Linked DNA regions of Homo sapiens: regions 1 and 3 are each linked to region 2. A link is a contact called in ENCODE Hi-C or POLR2A ChIA-PET data. All regions are on one chromosome and are shown on one strand. The core of a region is the stretch at or near the end of the contact, and the rest is flanking DNA. Distances in the headings are between cores, read along the strand shown. Region 1 overlaps PREP (prolyl endopeptidase). Region 2 has its middle 86 kb from the start of PREP. Region 3 has its middle 78 kb from the start of LINC02836.

Region 1 (4,410 bases), core at 631-3,130, 120 kb before region 2:
GTAGGTGAATGGATACACTGTGGCACATTCAAACAATGACTATTTAACACTAAAAAGAAATGAGCCATCAAGCTGGGAAAAGGCCTGTAGGGAACTTAAATGTATTATCAGTAAGCGAAAAAAGCCAATCTGAAAAGGCTACATACTGTCTAATTCCAACTACAGGATGTTCTGGAAAAGACAAAACTATAAAGACAGTAAAAAGATCAGTGACTGCCAAAGATTGGGGTGAGAAAGGAATGAATTGTTAGAAGACAAAGGATTTTTAGGGCCAGGGAAACTACTCTGTATGATACTACAACACTGGATACATGTCACTATACATTTGTTCAGACCTTCAGAATGTACAACACCAAAATCAAACCCTAAAGTAAACTATGAACTTGGGTGATAATGATGTGTCAATGTAGATTTACCAATGAAAAACAAATGTACCACTCTGGTGGGGAATGTTCATAATAAGAGAGGTAAAATGAATATGTGGGGGCAGGAGGCACATGAGAAGTCTCTGTATTTTCCTCTCAATTTTGCTGTTAACTTAAAACTGTTCTAAAAACTAAACTTTACTTTTTAAAAAGTTAAGTATCGGCCAGGCGTGGTGGCTCACGCCTATAATCCCAGCACTTTGGGAGGCCGAGGTGGGAGGATCACAAGGTCAGGAGTTCAAGACCAGCATGGCCAATATGGTGAAACCCCATCTCTACTAAAAATACAAAAAAAATTTAGCTAGGCATGGCGCTAACTAGTCCCAGTTACTTGGGAGGCTGAGGCAGGAGAATCACTTGAACCCGGGAGGTACAGGTTGCAGTGAGCTGAGATCACGCCACTGCACTCCAGCCTGGGTGACACAGTGAGATTCCATCTCAAAAAAAAAAAAAAAAAAAAAAAAAAGGTTAAGCATTGGTTGAATATCAAACTGAAAGTAATTAACTCATATTTGCTGATTTTGGAGGCTTCTTTGAGGCTGAACTTCTTTTTTTCATTATGATGACGTACCAAGCTTTCAGGGCAAGGGAGGGAAAAACATAAGATAATACCAGAATGTAAAAAAAGCTTCATGGCACTTAAGTGATTGTCATTGAGCTTTCAGGGACACTGGTAAGAAGCACATGGTAGGAATTGCTTAGCTTCATTTGTAAGGCTCCCATCACAGTCTGAGAGGCTACTGAGATGTTGGCTTTCTTATATCTATCACAATTACTAATTATTATTATTTTGTGCCACTGAAAGCTGATGGTAAATAATAACTTTTGTTTTTTACAAGTTAATGTAATAACGTTCTCTAACATGAATTGGCCAGTTATACTTTTTTTGTTTCCCAGAAGGTGGAAATAACTAACATTTTCTAACTCTGGGGCACTCTTAACACAAGCAGCTAATTTCGTTTCCAGAGCGCAGACATCTTTCTTTAGCCAACATCCTTGAATAAAAAACCTACTTTTAGCTCATCTTGTAATTCATTGGCGAATTTATAAAAAAGGTCTTGATGTAGCCTAATCAAAAGGCAGAAAAAGCTAAACATAGCCAAGAGATGAAAAACACTGTAGCCTTATTCTCAATTCAATTGTGGGGGAAAAAAAAAAACAGAAAAGAAAGCAAGGATATTTAAAGATGACAAAGATACAACAAGTCATGATAAGGGGACAACAGGTACAGCAGAAAGCACTGGAGTAGCTGTGCTTCTTGCCAGATCCCAGCCCTCCAGCAAATTACTGAGCCTCTGTGCCCAAGCTCCTAATCTCTAACACAGGGATTGTAAAACTTACCTGTAAAGACCAACCAACATAACAAGAAAATGCTACATACCACGTTGAAATGTGGGGTAGCAAAAGGAAGAAAATGACACATTGTACCAGTAAGGTACAAGGTACATAGCCCTTCCTGCCTGGGAAAATTTAGAAGTGAAGGAGCAAAGAGGGAGGAACCCCTTGAACACAACAGGATCTTTGTGCAATTAAAGAGAAGAACAATAAAGGTGTGTCCAGAAAGTAACAAGGAGAAAAGTATCAAGATAAATGGCAACCAACAGGTGACCTATAACTTCTGATCAGAGGAGAATATGCGATTACTGTAGCAGTAAAGTTTTATAATCACTCAACATAATCAAATAGCTTGGTTCGGTTTAAAAATTCACCTTCTCCATAATCTCCTTAGGAGATATAACACATCTATAAGGGACTGATTGATTGTAATAATGATCTCATTTTTCCGCAGTTCCCTGTATCTATTTCTCCACCCATTGAAAAGGGGCTGGCCCTCTGGCTTGCTTTAGCCAACAGAATGCAGCAAATCTGACGTGCCAGGAGCAAGCCTAGGCATTAAGAAGGCTGTGTCATTCAGCTCCCCGTCTTGCAATTCTACTGAGTTGCCATGTGAGCAAGCCCAGGCTAGTCTGCTAGTCGTCCCAGCTGAGGGCCCAGAAATGTAAAAGAGCCAAGCCAAGATGAACCAACTAACCTGCAGCTGACCACAGATACATGTTAGAACTCAGCCAAGGCCAGAAGAACTACCTGGCCAACCCATAGGCTCATAGCAAAAACAAATGTTTATTATTCTAAGCTACTACATTTTGGTGGGGTCTATTACACAGCAAAGCCAACTGATACAACATCCTTTGAGGAAACATGGTTCTGGACCACACAACCTCTATGTAGGGTTCAGCATCTCTTTTCAGTCACTTGAAGTCACACTTCATTTTGTGAAAAATGTGCTTCATCTGAAGTCTTCACTCACCATCACTTTTTCCATCCTGTTGAGGGTATGAGTTGTAGAACATTCCCTTCCCATCATGGGTCCAGGCCATACAGCTGAACTTGACTCTTTCAAGCACATCTGGAAGCTCTTTGGCACCATCAACTTTCATGAACTTGATTGTCACCCAGTCTGAGCCACTGGCACTCAGACCATAGGCAAAATATTCACCATCTTCGCTGAACGCATAACCTATGGGACACAGGAGAAATCATCCAGTGACAAACACGGAACACAACTCCACGGTCCTTTATGCCATCTAACAAAGCTCTCTTTCATAACACGGAGGTAGAATGTGGCAATAAAAGGAATAGGAATCTGGTAGTGAGGAATCCCGGGGGCTCAGCCCAAGTTTTACAGGAATTACCCTTATAACCTTAGACAAGCTTCCTAACCTCTCCAGGTCTTAATTTGTCTATAAAATGAAATATTAGATTATATGCCTACTAAAATGCTTTCATTTTGAAATTTTTATAATGCAATAGGCAGTTCAGTTAAAAGCAGAGCTCATCTGGGACTTCTGTCATATTTCATTTATACTCTAAAGGGAATAAGGAGAAAAAGGAAACTGCTTTTAGAGTAATGACTGAATTATGACACATACCATATAATAGAACTAAATTGTAGTCATTAGGTAATTTGGGAGATTGATTCCAAATTATCTAAAATCCCTTGTTACAGCCTCATTTTTGAAGCATTACCTGTGCAATGTCCACACTGTCTGACCATTACAAGCCTAGGTAAATAAAGCCTGAGGGTTTGCAGTGAAGGCGCCCGGAGTGCACATTCCACAAGAAATTGTGAAAGGAAAAGCAACATGTCTATAGACTGTCGTGCCATGTACAGTCCTTTAGGGCCCTGGCAGAATGTTCTAATCACTATGGAATGTTTCCTGGCAAATACTTGTGTTTCATATTAGCTTTTTTAATTATGAAGTATGTAAAGCATTCAATACAACACCTCCTATTGGAGACTCTGACACCAGAGATTTCCTCTTAGGCTGTTTGCTAAACGTTATTGGGTAATGAAAATTTTAAGAAGCTCAACTATTATTAGAGGTTTCCTATTCTTTTACGTGGAATTTCATTTGTTTAAAATTTCACAGAACCTACTCATTAACCATTGTAGGTCCTATAAAGTATCTAGGCTCATATGTATGTAAATGCAGAAAAGAGTCTAGAAAGTGATAGGAAAAAGAAACATATTCACCTTTTATTCTACATAGCACTGGAGTGTTTGAATTGTTTATATATATATATATATATATATATATATATATATATATATATATATATATATATATATATCAGAAAATTTTCAGAAAAATTTAAATAAAACATTTTGATTTGAAAAGTATGTTTAAAAATCATATACTACAAAAATAATCTGAATGTTTACTCCTTTTGTGATAACTTCCCTATAATACCACTCTTAGAAAACTCAATGACTGTTTGAGGCAGGTCTCATGCCTAATTTAGCTTCTCGCCCATCAAGGCTTTGTCCATAGCAAACATTCCATAAAGAAGTCACTAGAAGAATGCATTATCGGGGTGGGAGTTAAGACCCTGTCCCTCTGGATGGGCTGCAAGATAGATCCTTGTGGAAACTAAATGAATTCCTATATGGGATATGTTACTTCAACAGAACCAGTGTATTAAA
Region 2 (4,838 bases), core at 1,922-4,421:
GTTGAAGATTAATAAGAGTTCAGGGGAGAAATTGGTCCTGAGGCAAGGTGACTATGTTATAAGCAGCTGCAGAGGTTGGCTCTGGTATTTTCATTAAGATGATTCTAAGTTGTATTATTTCAGCTCTAAATGTTAATAACACATTGACAGCAGGCCTGTGCATGTGTAGCCAAACCCTTAGTTGTATACCTGCACGAGTCAAGTTCCGTCCTTCTGTTAATATTTTTTAAAATTTTTATTTAAACAAATATTTAATTGTTTTGTAGGGACAGGGTCATGCTGTGCTGCCCAGGCTGGTCTTGAACTCCTGGCCTCAAGTGATCCTCTTGTCTCAACCTCCCAAAGTGCTGGGACTACAGGCATGAGCCACCGCACCTGACTCCTGCTATGACTATTTCTATTCTGATTTCAGTGTTTCTTTTTACCGCAAATACTCTTCTGGGACAGAGATAATGCTTTGCATTGATACAGAGGGATATATTTTATCTGTATATCTTTGCCCTCTGTTCTAAAAGTCAGCTGAGAAAGTTTTTGTCTTGAGGATTGAAGCCCCGACCCTGCTCCGCTCTGGAGGTTTCCATGCAAACATAGGCAGTGAGGGCCTAGGCCCAGGCCCCTTGAAGGGGAGGTATATCCTGGACCTCAGTCCTTCCCAGCACCCCATCTCCTCCCTCCAAGGGAAACTTGTCTCTTACCTGAGCCTCTATTGATATCAGAGCTTGAGGAAGCCCTTTAAATTTGCTCCCTGTATCTCTGTAATGCACAGACACATTCTTGTTGCTACACGCCCAGACCAACTCTACATTCAAAATAATAATTTTTCAAAGGAGAGACCTGGGGTAGGTTTGTGATGTTAAAAGATAAAACTTGGACAAATTAAATTTAACAGAGTTTAATTGAGCAAAGAGCGGTATGTGAATCGGGCAGCCTCCCAAATCAGAAGAGGCTCAGAGACTCCAGTGCAACCATGTGGTGGAAGAAGATTTATGAACAGGAAAAAGAAAGTGATGTGCAGAAAACAGAAGTGAGGAACAGAAACAGCCTTATTGGTTACAGCTTGGAGTGAGCCTTATTTGAACATGGTTTGAATAGTTGGCCACCCTTGATTGGCTGAAACTTGGTGATTGTCACTAGAGTAGGTTACGGTCTGTTTACACATCCACTTAGGTTATAGTTCACTATATAGAGAAAGCTTTGGGCTGAATTTAAAATATGTAAGGAGGTGGCTTTAGGCTACACTTAATTTAACAGTGGGCATGAGCGGGAAAGAGGGTTGGTAGGCTGGACAAGAGTGATAAATCAAAAGAAATTAGTGGAGTCGATTTGAGATGAGGGATGATATACGGTATTGGGTGAAAATCGTTTGAAATAAACCAAAGGATTCACAACATATTTTCAAAACAACAAAAAAAGGCTACCTCAGCTCTTTTTTTTTTAGACCTCCTGTCTACATTCTTTTGGAGCAAGGCCTCATTAAAAGAGGGGATTAGAGGCCGGGTGTGGTGGCCCACACCTGTAATCTCTGCACTTTGGGAGGCTGAGATGGGCAGATCACCTGAGATCAGGAGTTCGAGACCAGCCTGGACAACATAGTGAAATCCCATCTCTACTAAAAATGCAGAAGTTAGCTGGGCGTGGTGGTGCATGCCTTTAATCCCAGCTACTCAGGAGGCTGAGGCAGGAGAATCACTTGAACCTGGGAGGCGGAGGTTGCAGTGAGCCAAGATCACGCCACTGCACTCCAGCCTGGGTAACAAGCGTGAAACTCTGTTTCAAAAAAAAAAAGGAAAGGAAGAGGGGCTTAGACATAGTGAAACTAGAGATAGGGAGGATGGTCTGGCAGTGAGAAAGGGAACGGTAGATACTACTCCAGTCTGCAGATGCATTGTGCAGTGGAGTTAGGAATTTACCTGGGGTAGCTAATGGGGTGGTGGGGGTTGTTTAGATGAATATGGGAATAGAGATTACAACCTAACATAAACAATGCATCTTTTATTTAATATCATTGAAACTGTTTTCACTTATCTGCATGACTCTTTCTTTTGTGCCTCTTAATTTGTCCTTGAAGTTCTGTATCTAATCATTAGTTGAGCAACCAATAATTCTCCTTCAGTCCCCCACCCCTTTTTACAACCAACTTTAATCTTTCGACTCGGTGAAAAACATGTTTCTCCTATCATAACTAGTTTAACAAAAATTCTCTTTCAAGTTTAGATTACTCAGATACAATGGCTTTCCCGTAGCTTCATGCTGAAGAATGGAATTTACATTAGAAAAGAGAGATTTATGATAGCATTGAATTTCCATTTGAATATGGAGAATTAATAACATGCATATGTTTTTTTATTATTATTATTTTAAGATTTGAGCTATGCCATAGGCAAAAAGAAAGCTGGAAACTGTGGGGCTGGCAGGGCTCGATGAATAATTTTATCTGGATTTCATTCACAAACAGCAGCTCCCTCCTCGGGAAAGGACCTGTGTGTCTCCCCAGATCGGAACTGGAGTAAGTGCCAGGATTTCCTGATTTGTTTACATTTCTCAAAAAACTTTTTTCCCCCTGGACTAGGACAGAATTAGACTTCCTTTTCCACTTTTGGCTCCTTCCAAGCTATTCTTGCTCAAGGTATTCTCTCCCCTTTCCCCTTTCCCTGCATTCTTCTTTGTGGAAGTCTCAGCTGGGTTCTTTTGTTTCACAAAAACACCGAGAGGCAATGAAAGATGTTGGCGGAAAAATAATGGTCATAATGACAACAATAAGCCCACCGTGGCAGCATTTTCCTGGACACAGCACAGTTTGCCCAATCTTTACATTTAAAATCTGCTGTTCTGTCTCTCACAAATGCTTGGAGAAGATTCTGAGAGGCGCACACGTGACATGTCAAGTGACCTTGCCAAAGTCCTTGTGCCATAAAAGGAGGAATTGAAATCATCTCCTTTCACATAAACCCTGCTGATGAGACCTGTCATTCAGACAGTGAAACATCAGCCAGATCCAATAATGGATCAGAAATGTTTCATCTTTAGTGTCCAGGCTTCTTGGACCTGGGGCTGGGGGTTCTATTCTACCCTGTTATTCTCTCTGTCCTGTTTGGTTTCACTTTCACCATCTTGACCATCTATAATTGTCACTTTTGTCTAAGGCTAGTTTTGAAAGTTTACTCCAAGCTCATTTGTTTGTAAATGTTTTGCAATCTGGGGCTTAATTCCTTTTCTTAACAAGGGAAATGCAGGCCTTGGTCTATGGCCAATCTGAATGTATAAAAAGCAACTAGATCTTGTTTGGGGCCCACAAACAAGAAGTCAGAGAAACGCAGAGGCCTTTTGAGGGAGAGGGCGTAGGGTCATTGAGAGAGAGGTGTACCTCTCTTGTTTATTGACATTTCTATTTCTTTTTTCATTCTCTCTTGTTCCTGAGATTAAAGGCCTCTTTTGACTTCACTAGCTAAGTCATCTCTGCTTTGAAACATGTCTTCCATTCTGGCCCTAGGGACAATTGTGAGAATTGTCTTGGAGCAAACCTATCCTCTCTTCTTGGTCTCCTTTCTCCCATCTTGGGGTCCCCTGGGCAGTCAGTATCATCTGTCCTTTCTGCTTTCCTGGAAACCAAACACAGCTCTCAGCAGAGGATCCAATAACTTTGCTTGCACTGGGGCACAGTTCTCAATGTTAGCACTATCCCAGGGTTATTTGTAATATAACAGAAGAAACTTTAAGGTAAAGGAATGAGTCTCTGATTGTGGAACTTATGCTACTGGGGAGATCCTTGAGGAAGTAAAATGTCTTCAAAGTGTTCTTGAAATCACATGATATTGAGGGTGGATATGGGTCAATTCAGGCATATATGTTTATTTATATCCCTGTGTATACCTATGTAGATGTGTACATTCAGAGAGACATGGCTTATCACTGTCAAGGTCCCACTGCTGCTACTGTATCGACTGATGAGTGACCAAGAGCCTTTTCTGAACCATGTACTAAAATCACTGAGTTAAGAATCAAGACAATAATTAAACTATTCTGAAATGTCCTTTCATAGTTTTCATTCACTCACTGAAGTGACTGTGTGAGTGCCTTCTTTTTAGAAGGCCAAAATAGGCTTCTTCTGACCGGGTGCAGTGGCTCGTGCCTGTAATCCCAGCACTTTGGGAGGCCGAGGCGGGTGGATCACTCGAGGCCAGGAGTTTGAGGTCAGCCTGGTCAGCATGGTGAAACCTGTCCCTACTAAAAATACAAAAATTAGCCAGGCATTGTGGCAGGTTCCTGTAATCTCAGCTACTTGGGAGGCTGAGGCAGGAGAACTGCTTGAACCTGGGAGGCAGAGGTTGCAGTGAGCCGAGATCACACCACTGCACTCCAGCCTGGGCAACAGAGGGAGAATCTGTCTCAAAAAAAAAAAAAAAAAAAGACTTCTTCTATGATCTCCTTCAAAGTAAAGCTGAACAAATGGCCATATTTTTACCTTAACATAAACACACATTAAGATGTATTTAGAGGACATGTGTGCAAAAGGATGGTCTAAATGAACCCTGGCACATTTAGGGACATCCAAGGAATAACATTTTTGTTTTTCCCCCTGTTGGTTTCAGACACGGTACTGTGGGCCTGGGTGTTATAGAAGAAACTGAGGTTTAAACATTTGAGGATTTGAAGAACTCTGTTCTTTATGCTTTCAACTGTCTTCTACGATAAGCACTTATGAAATAAGATGACGTGTTATGTGAAGCACATATTCCGAAATCACAGAATGTCCTCACCAAGGTCTAGAGAAAGATAGAAAATGAGTAATGACATGAGGTCCAATGCAAAATATACCTTCTTTTTTAAAATTTTATTTA
Region 3 (4,380 bases), core at 86-2,585, 64 kb after region 2:
TGGATATCACCTCCAGCACTTCATATCCTCAGATACATACCTGTATTCTGCATTATGTGATTGTGGCCTGTGTACTCACACTTTGGAGTTACATGTAGACATCCTTATTTACCTCTGCAATACCGGGCATGATTTCTTCTCAATGGAATATAATACGTAACTGAAATAATTGTCTCTTTAATTAAATTTGAGCATTTGATCATACTATAACTGCTATAAATAATCCTAAACTGCTATAAAACTTGAATTTAATATAGGAAAATTTAATAATATTCTTAATATAAAGCAATTTATAGAAATGAAGGAGATTGGCATGAAAATGGCATAATTTTTTTTTCCTCTTTTATGTCATTGTTCCTAGTGTCTATGACAGCATTTCTGTGGATGATCTTTCCTGCTTCTGTGCGCACTGTTTAACTATAATGGTCATTTTTTGCACACAGTGATGTTCACATACATCTAGTATTTTCCTCCCCAACATCTGGGTTTCCTCTTATTTTGAATGCCTTAGATGTCACTCCTCTGGGTGTGTCGTTCACATGTTTCATTCACATCCTCATTTTTATTTGATCTATTCTCTGATTCCCAGCACTCAAAGACTTTTATTCCTTAATTCACTGGTAAATAATTGTGTTCGGGGGAACTCAAAGCAAAATAAACTGTGGCCCTTACAGGGTAGAGGGGTGAAGGCAACTGTTGAATTACCGTTCTGCAACAGGAGACCCACGCTAATGCTGATATTACAGGGAAAGTCCAAGGGAAATGGAGAGGTTTCAAGAGAATGAACACTGGATTCCCAGGATCTGAGATAAGAAAAGCTAAAATTATGAGAGGCTGAAGATGGAAGGAGTATCATAATCCATCTGGCTTTGTCCGCGACATTTGCTGGACTAGGGAAAGGACTGAAATCACGGATAAAGGAGCAAGTAGTAGGAGAAAGAGCCTGACAATAGCAAGGCTTTCTACTGGGAAGAGTAGTCAGGGATCCCCATCCCAGAGGCCAAGGGCTAAGCTCAGACCTGAGGTAGGCCAGAATCAACAGCTTAGTCAAGTTTAGTGATTACAAAAGGCAAGGCTGCAGGAATATCTGGGTGGGGGCTGTGGAGGTGATTTAATCAGATTCAAGGAGGTCTTTCCGTGCTACAAAGAGCCTCCTGAATGGCAAGTGGCTAAAGATTCAGAGATTTTTAGCCACAACGAAAGACTGGAGTGCAAATGAGAAACCAGAATAAAAGTCCAACCACGCAAAATAAGGAACAAGTACTAGGAGATAAGGGAAGGAGTTATGACTCAGTGTACACAGTAGCCAGGGCACACCATAAACCCCACTGGAAAGAGGAAATTATGGCCAGTCCCACTCCCTCAGGGCAGACAGAGCTCTGAATTTATTGTTTCTTTTGTTCCCATTAATGTGCAGGTCCATGATTACAGGACCATTTGTACCTGTGTTGCATGACTCAGGCACAAGCAGGTAAGACACAGGAAACGAAGACAGGAAATGTGAGCTTGGCTTCGGACGCTTATCATCCCCAAAAGCCTGAAATGCCTAGCACACTTCAATGTACCATTCAAGACCCAGGTCCAGCGTTTGTTTCACAGCAGCTTTCAACATGTTCCTCACACACAGTAGGCAGCTAGGAAGTGAAATCCATCACTACCACCACCGTCATCATCATCCTCATCCTCAATAGTATTATTTCCTTCAGGGTCAGTACCATCATCTCAGGAATTAGATGATAACCCCTCTGGACTTAAAATGTCATCCTGTGAATGATGTTTAAAGTATAAATGGGGAGTTCAAGTTCAGATGGTTTTAGCTGGAGAGAGCAAAATATCTGTTTCCCGTAGCTTAAAAAATAAGGGCAATTGACTGGCTCGAGTGATGACAAGTCCACTGGAAGAGCTGACTTCAGGTGTGGCCTGAACCAGCAGTTCAAAGATACCACTAAGCACCAGATTTCTTCCCTTCCTTGTTTCTAGTCTTGTGTGGTTGACTTCTCTTTGAGGCAGGCTTGTCAGAATTGCTAGGCTTCAGGCATCTTTATGTACAGCAGGAAAGATAGAATATCTTTGCCTCAGCATTCCTAGAAAAGGCCTGGCACTTCGCTGTGATTGGGTCATCTTCAGAAACTTGCCTACTTGGAAAAGGAATCACTATGTGGATTGGCTAAACAGAAGTCATATGCTCTACCCAGGATCCTGGGGTGAAGTCATTTTCCCTAGAACCACGTGAATCCTAAAGTGGACATTAAAACTGTTGAGAAAGAGAAAGAGAAAAATGGATACAAAAAAAATCAATCAAGGTCCTAAGGGGTAAACAAGAAGTTAAGAAAAGGAATGTATTAGAAGGACATTGGGTAGCTCAAAAAAACTGTCAGAAAGGCTGGAAAACTAGGTTTGGTAAAAGTGCATGTATTAGTTTGCTAGGGCTGCCATAACGAAGTTCCACAAACCAGCAACTTTAAGAGCAGAAATGTTTGATTTCACTCCTGGAGGCTAGATGTGTAACATGAAGGAGTCAGTAGGTTGGTTTTTTCTGAGGGCTGTGAGCGAGACTGTTTCAGACTTCTCTGGTGGTTGGTTGGCAATCTTTGGCATTTCTTGGCTGGCTGATGCATCACTCCAATCTCTGCCATCTCGCTCACATGGCCTTCTTCCTCTATGTGTGTCTGTCTCTGCGTCCAAACTTCCTGGAAATGGCAGGCTGGAAAAGCCAACGACAAACTTCTGTCCTGTATTTTGTCTTAGAGGTGACTCAGTTTGTCTTTCTCTACCCATGGAAGGAAAAAAGCTGTGTCTTGTGGTTCTTTTATGTGAGCAGGCACATGAGCATGCTCAGGAGTGAGGGTTTCTGCTGATGGGGTCTGCAGAAGAGCAGCAGAGGCTGAGCTGCCCTGATATCTGCACATTGCAAGCTCACGGGACACCTTGTGAGATAAGCTTATGCAGGTGATAGGTTAACACTTATATTCTGATGATGCCATAATTCATTTCCAAATATTCATATACTAGTTGTACTTCTCCCTAGTGACAAGTTATTTCTTTATAGGCCCACCTCCCTTACAGAGTTGTATCTTTCTGGAGTTCAGAGGACTTCTTAATTATTGCAATATTTTCAGTGCCTAGTCCAGCACCTGGCATTTGACTTTGAGGATGAAGCAGGAACAAGGGGAATTTATAAAGTAGCTTTAAAAGGCTCTCAATTTGAGAAGAACATTTCCTCAGAGCAGTTCAACTGTGATCCATGACTATGCTTTATTTTTTAATTTATTTTTTAAAGCATAGTCATGTATACAGTATGATAACAGAAAACAAACAGAAGTAGTAATACCCTAAAAAGTGCAGGTCTTGCTGGGCCCTATTTTCATTTTAGCAGAGGTTTCTAATGTTGCAGCATTAATCTACTTCTGCTCATTCTCCAGTGAGAAACCCTGGACACGAGTAGAGACACAGATTTGCCAGTTTGCACCTTCCTAAAGTGACCTTGAACTAAGTTTTCATTATATCTAGATTCTAGATATTATATCAATATTCCAGGTTATTTATTGGTACGTATTTTTACTTGTATCCCCAAAATCAAATAAATAATTTAAATAAAATGATTTCCAATCTGAACTGAGAACAAAACTTAAAATGTTTTAGCTTCTGTTGCCTTCAAATCTGACAATGTATTAGCTCAGCCTTTTGAATTTGATTTTCCTAGTAGTTCTAGAAGCAAACAAGAATTAATTTCAAACAAAAACCTGTCTTATTTGTATAATACAAGTTTGAATTTAGTTAAAACAACATTTTTTAAATTAAATTTCCTTTGAAAAACAAAGGCTGAAGGGGAAAATGTTTTAGAAAACTTGAAGTTTCAAACAACAAAACTTGAAGGAAAATAAAAATGGTTTTAGGGCTTTCTGAAAAATCCCTGATACTGCTAAGCCCCACTCCGTCATTCACAGTAGGAACCAGTTTAAATGCTCTTGCTGTCCCAACATTAAAATAGAACTTCTTTAGAGATTTCAATAAAGTGTTATTTACTCATTTCTTTGTTACCTCATTTCCTCCCTTCTAGCTTTGATTATACTCTTCAATTAAAATGGAAATGATTTGACATTGCAAATACAAAAAAATTCAGACATTTACTTCTCAGTGTAGAACAAGTTTGTGATGTTAGGGTGTTGATATGTGATCTTCTAGCTTTCTGATGTGGGCATTTAGTGCTATAAATTTCCCTCTTAACACTGCTTTAGCTGTGTCCCGAGATTCCATACATCGTGTCTTTGTTCTCATTGGTTTCAAAGAACTTCTTGATTTCTGCCTTAATTTCATTATTTACCCCAGAGTCATTCAGGAGCAGGTTGTTCAATTTCCATGTAATTGTGTGGTTTTGAG

The links. Hi-C counts contacts between places; a loop is a spot of excess contacts on that map. ChIA-PET counts read pairs that join two places held with the same protein, here RNA polymerase II (POLR2A). Pooled maps may share reads with other maps.
Region 1: POLR2A ChIA-PET joins it to region 2 with 10 read pairs in T-cell. The contact joins two enhancer-like sites. POLR2A ChIA-PET finds 5 or more read pairs at or near these places in 2 of 52 experiments (CD8-positive, alpha-beta T cell and T-cell).
Region 3: POLR2A ChIA-PET joins it to region 2 with 10 read pairs in Panc1. The contact joins two enhancer-like sites. A Hi-C loop is called at or near these places in 1 of 168 maps with a recorded cell type or tissue (Caco-2), 11 of 37 single-sample maps with no recorded cell type and 7 of 50 pooled maps. POLR2A ChIA-PET finds 5 or more read pairs at or near these places in 4 of 52 experiments (GM12878, Panc1, T-cell and 1 more).

What each region holds. Positions count from the first base shown.
Region 1 is chr6:105,370,636-105,375,045 of GRCh38, forward strand. It overlaps PREP (prolyl endopeptidase), which reads right to left. Exons shown (of 15, transcript NM_002726.5): 5 at 2,734-2,943. Among named protein-coding and RNA genes, the nearest start is that of PREP, 30 kb to the right of the region's middle. Within about 2 kb of position 1,881, at least 5 of the 41 ENCODE cell types and tissues checked have a DNase peak (open chromatin) inside an H3K27ac peak, as active enhancers do.
Region 2 is chr6:105,486,185-105,491,022 of GRCh38, forward strand. No RefSeq gene overlaps it. Among named protein-coding and RNA genes, the nearest start is that of PREP, 86 kb to the left of the region's middle. Within about 2 kb of position 3,172, at least 2 of the 41 ENCODE cell types and tissues checked have a DNase peak (open chromatin) inside an H3K27ac peak, as active enhancers do.
Region 3 is chr6:105,552,041-105,556,420 of GRCh38, forward strand. No RefSeq gene overlaps it. Among named protein-coding and RNA genes, the nearest start is that of LINC02836, 78 kb to the right of the region's middle. Within about 2 kb of position 1,336, at least 3 of the 41 ENCODE cell types and tissues checked have a DNase peak (open chromatin) inside an H3K27ac peak, as active enhancers do.